Linked DNA regions of Homo sapiens: region 1 is linked to region 2. A link is an interaction called in ENCODE POLR2A ChIA-PET data of the cell type or tissue named here. Cell type or tissue: CD4-positive, alpha-beta T cell. All regions are shown on one strand. Region 1 overlaps KDM2B (lysine demethylase 2B). Region 2 overlaps MLXIP (MLX interacting protein).

What was found. ChIA-PET counts read pairs that join two places held together with the same protein. Peaks named below come from ENCODE experiments on the same cell type or tissue, not always from the same donor. Only the 100,000 strongest peaks of a DNase experiment are listed, where the experiment ranks them.
Region 1: POLR2A ChIA-PET joins it to region 2 with 8 read pairs; 1 of 35 experiments calls an interaction of 5 or more read pairs at or near these places.

Annotation. Positions count from the first base shown.
Region 1 is chr12:121,493,222-121,495,721 of GRCh38, reverse strand. It overlaps KDM2B (lysine demethylase 2B), which reads left to right. Exons shown (of 23, transcript NM_032590.5): 12 at 1,057-1,143. Among named protein-coding and RNA genes, the nearest start is that of MIR7107, 50 kb to the right of the region's middle. In CD4-positive, alpha-beta T cell, CTCF peaks have their summits at 1,124 and 1,325 (motif pointing left); a DNase peak (open chromatin) is centred at 1,351.
Region 2 is chr12:122,098,513-122,101,012 of GRCh38, reverse strand. All of the region lies in intron 1 of MLXIP (MLX interacting protein), which reads right to left. Among named protein-coding and RNA genes, the nearest start is that of MLXIP, 21 kb to the right of the region's middle. RefSeq lists enhancers at 1,746-2,399, 2,400-2,500. In CD4-positive, alpha-beta T cell, no CTCF peak of the experiment used is centred here; a DNase peak (open chromatin) is centred at 1,012; H3K4me3 peaks cover 430 bases; H3K27ac peaks cover 2,193 bases.

The DNA of each region.
Region 1 (2,500 bases), 610 kb after region 2:
TGAAGGCATCAAGGTCTGGAGGTTGGTTTTGTTTGCTTCGCTGAGTACGTAGTTAAATTTGTGAACATTAGAGGATCCGTAGTGCCACCGCCCAGCCCTCCCAGAGTGCTTGGTAGGAATTAAATGAGGCACAGTGGCTTACCCCTGTAATCCCAGCATTTTGGTAGGCTAAGGAGGGAGGATTCCTCGAGGCCAGGAGTTTGAGACAAGCTTGGGCAACATGGCATATACCCTGTCTGCACAAAAAAATTTAAAAATTATGGCTGGGCGTGTTGGCTCACGCCTGTAATCCCAGCACTTTGGGAGGCCAAGGCAGGTGGGTCACTTGAGGTCAGGAGTTGGAGACTAGCCTGGCCAACATGGCAAAATCCTGTCTGTACTAAAAATACAAAAATTAGCCCAGCGTGGTGGTGCACACCTGCATTCACAGCTACTCGGGAGGCTGGGGCAGGGAAATCGCTTGAACCCAAGAGGCAGAAGTTGCTTGAGCCCAGATTGCGCCACTGAACTCCAGCCTGGGTGACAGAGTAAGACTTTGTCTAAAAAAAAAAAAAAAATTTAGCCAGGGAGGGTGCCATGCACCTGTGGTCTCAGCTACTTAGGAGGCTAAGGCATGAGGATCACTTGATCCAGGTGGTCAAGGATGTAGTGAGCTATGATTATACAACTGCACTCCGGCCTGGGTGACAGAGCAAGATTCTGTCTCAAAAAAAAAAAAAAAAGAAAAAGTTTGTGTGTGAGTCCCCGACGCTCTGGACAAGTGCTAGATGTCATAACTGTGATCATGGGTGATACATACGTGGAAGTCACAGGGAGGTATGTGATTTGCTTTGTTAAAGAAATTTTGTAGAGGGCAGAGGGGAACGTTGTGTGTTTCGTGGGCCCCAGGGGACCCTAGTGACTTGGTTTCTATTGAATGTGTGGGTGGTGGTGGAGTCAATGGCCAGGCGCTGACTTTGTGGAGTGTGATCCTTGCTGGACTATGTCTGCTGTTCAGCTGTCTTCAGAGACCTCCCCTTCCCCCTGGGCTAATATGGATGCTTTGTTTGGCCACAGAACGTCCTGAAGGAGCACGCAGATGATGACCCTAGTCTGGCCATCACTGGGGTCCCTGTGGTGACTTGGCCAAAGAAGACTCCAAAGGTAAGACGCAGCCTGCCTGCAGCGGGCGGCCGCTTCCCACCTCCTTCCCACCTCCTGTAGGGTGAACAGCCGCGACTTTTTGGGTAGCTATGGGGCCTCCTGAGATGAAGGCACCGCAGTTAAGATGAAGGATTTTGGTGATTTGTTCCATGTTTTTGTTTTTAAAAGGGGGTTGCTTTACCTAGCTGTGGGAACTGCGAACAGTGCCGCCTGGTGGTCACTTGGAAAACTGGGGGGTGCTGACACCTCGCCTTTCCCTGTGGTTAGGTGGATTTTCTGTCTCTCCTTCCCTCACTCCCTTGCTTCTTCCCTTCCTTTTCCCTTTTCCTTTAATTGCTTCATGGGCTGTCTTCTCCTCTTTTGAAAGGAACTTTTTCTCAGTGTGTAAAACTGGTTGATGCTCAACATAAAAATGTCTAATCGGTCGAGCGCGGTGGCTCACGCCATAATCTCAGCATTTTGGGAAGTCTAGGCGGGTGGATCACCTGAGGTCAGGAGTTCGAGACCAGCCTGGCCAACATGGCAAAACCCCGTCTCTACTAAAAATACAAAAAATGCGAGCATGGTGGTGCACACATGTGGTCCCAGCTACTTGGGAGGCTGAGGCAGGAGAATCACTTGAACCTGGGAGGTGGAGGTTGCAGTGATCAGAGACTGCACCACTGCACTCCAGTCTGGGCTACAAAGTGAGACTCTATCTCAAAAAATAAAATAAAATAAAATAAAAAAAAAATGTCTAATCAAACGGGAAAGGACCAGGACATGAGGAAGAGGAATAATGGCTGTATTGTTGAGGACTTTGTAGGAGCAGTTTGTTGTCTGGACCTCCACAGCCCTTATCTTATTTACGCTTCAGCAACTCTGTGGGGTAGACAGTTGTGACTGTCATTTTACAGATGAGGAAACTGAGGCTTGAAAAGGTCAAGTCACCCGTTAGGACAGCCAAGTACACAAAGATCGGTCAGTTTGGCAGCAGAGGCCAAATTTTCATCCAGTGCTCACCTCAAAGTCCACCATCCAGAGAAAACAGTTTTGGTGAGCACCCTTCCAAAGGCGGTCCTAGGTGGGATACATATGTATCAGGTCATCTCTGTACCATCCGTCTGCCTCCACGCAGCTTCACTACTTCCTTGGACAAGTTACATAGTGTCCTGAGCCTTACTTTCCTTGATTATAAAGATGGGTTATACCAAGACTTTCTTCAGTGGTTGTCAGAACTAAATGAGATAAGGCATGCAAAACCCTTCAGACAAGGGCTGACCTGAGGTTAGTGCACTCTAAATATTATTTGTGACTTCAGTAGCCCCAAGAGGTATTTTGTTAATTTCTGATTTTTTTGGGGTTTTTTTTGGCTATT
Region 2 (2,500 bases):
GCCCTTTCACAAGATTTGCAGATAATTTCTATTACACATACAAGTTAATCTGGTGAACAACATTCACTGATGTAACTGGCTAATAACTGGCTAATAATGGCTTCGGAGTATTCTGTAAAAGGAGTCTGTATGTATACCATTATCTCACAATTATCTGGAGCTTAATTTAGTTATCCAGAAGTAAGTAAAAGTAATTCAAGATAGATAACAAAGGTCTGTGCACTTGACTCAGAGGAGAGTCTCTAAACCCTCACTAAGTTAATTACCCTTGTTTTACACTCAATTTAACAAGTTATGCAAACCAATAGAAAATGGGAGACACCAGACAAAAAGGGAAACTCACTGCTGAGCAAGTGACAGCCAAAAGCCTAGAGGAGATGATCATTCAAGTTGAAAACCTAACTCATGAGAAAGTCTGGGACTGTTGAACAGAGAATTCAATATACCTTAACAATGAAAGATTACCACAATAATGCAATAAATAATATTCAAAAATATGTTTCTAAATAATCAAAAGTTATGTTCAATATGTTCAAGAAAGCAGCAAAAATGAGTATGCATTTGAGACAGATTTCTACTTCCCATTAAAAATGGTTAATTTTGTAAAAGAGATGATTAAACAAAATAAACAGTGATCTAGAAAACTGGTTAATATCAAAGGAAGCTCTATTCCTTAAGAGAGGGGCAAATTAGGTATTTTTACAAACACATTTTAATAGCAAGCCAACCTTAATCCCATAAAACTCAAAGGACTGACCTAAAGAAGTCATTTTAGATCCATTCACAGATTCTTCTGTGCTCCTCAAATGGTACCACAGAGGTGCTTCCCAAGTCAGTCTGAATAACTAACCCTGTAGATAAGGTCATTTCATCTTGCCACCTGACCACCCAGCTCTGTTCACCAGGTCTACACTCCTCCTGCACTGCAGCTCCATCTTTGAGAAAAAAAAAACACTTGAACTTGGCTGTCTGGGGCAGAGACCTGACATGTTTTTGCACTCTGCATTTCCTCCTTCCTGGCTCTTCAAATGTCGGGGTATAACCACACTGCACTTGGAGAGCTATTGATTCAAATGCAGAGAAACGAAGTTCCTGACTTGGGGAGGAAATGTAGTCTCCATCTTCTCACTACAAACACCTTTCCATGTGAGCCGCCTCCACCCTCCCACCCACCAAGGGAGTTCTCCTAATGCCCTAAACTCCTTCAGGGCTGGGATTTCCACAAATATATTTGGATATGAGGACTATTCCTCATATAGCCACACAAATAGGAAACCAAGGAGGCGCAGAGGTAGGACAATGCAACCTAAGTTGGCATCAGAAAGCCAAAGCCCTGAGGCTCTGCTCCTCCCCCTGAGGGAGTTCAGCAGAGGAACTGTTCTCTCTTGCTGGTTATTTGTAGCCTGAGGCATCATACACATGATAGGGACAGACATCAGACCAAAAAGGTCATTGGGGAAATCAGCCCGGGCTGCAGGGACAGCAGGTGGGGAACCTGACCACAGCAGGCGGTCTCATGTCTGGAACAGGCTAGGGCCAAGTGAGGCTGGGGCCACCAGTGCGCAGCACGATGCCTGGAAGGGCAATGCCCCCAGGGCATTACCAAGAGGCAAGGCTGGCTGCAACAGCTGGGGTCCAGGATGCCCGCTGGCTGCCAACAGCTGGGGTCCAGGATGCCCTCTGGACCAAGAGACAGCAATCTGCTTTGCAATAGTTTGGTTTTTGTGTTTGTTTGTTTTGGGGTTTTGTTTTGGTTTGTTTTGGTTTTTTTGGAGACATGGCCTTGCTCTGTTGCCTAGGCCAGCTGAAGTGCAGTGGCACGATCATGGTTCACTGCAGCCTCAAACTCCCCAGCTGACGCCATCCTCCTACTTCAGCCTCCCAAGTAGCTGGGGCCACGGGCACATGCCACCATGACTGGCTAATTTTTTAAATAATTTTTGTAGAAGATCTTGCTATGTTGCCCAGGCTGGTCTTACACTCCTGGGCTCAAGTGATCCTCCCGCCTTGACCTCCCAAAGTGCTGGGATTACAGGCGTGAGCCACCACGCCCAGCTGCTCTGCAGTAGTTAACTCACTGTCCTAAGACGCTGTTCCCGCTGCTCCTGCTGAGCAGGGAGGCAAAGGGAAGTGGTTTCTTCTCTGGAACCAGTGGTCCTCCTCCCAGCCCACCCCCAGGATCAGCAGCAGAGGTGGAAGAAGAGAAGCCAATTTCAGAGCACCGGAGCGACGCAAACCACACCAACTGGCACTTTATTCAAAACAATGATGGCTTTGTCAAGCACAGCCCAAGAGCCAGCTGAAAAACCTGCCCTTCCCTCCTAATTTCTACCCTCAAGTCCCCGTGACTTTGAGGCACCATGTTAAAAAGGAGGAAAAAAATTACACAGAAACCAACATCAGCCAACCCATGTGACCTGACAGAAGGCAGGCCAGCTGCCCTTCCAGGATGACACATTGCTGGAGCTGGCTGTTCTGCAGCCATGGGTCGCCTACTGGG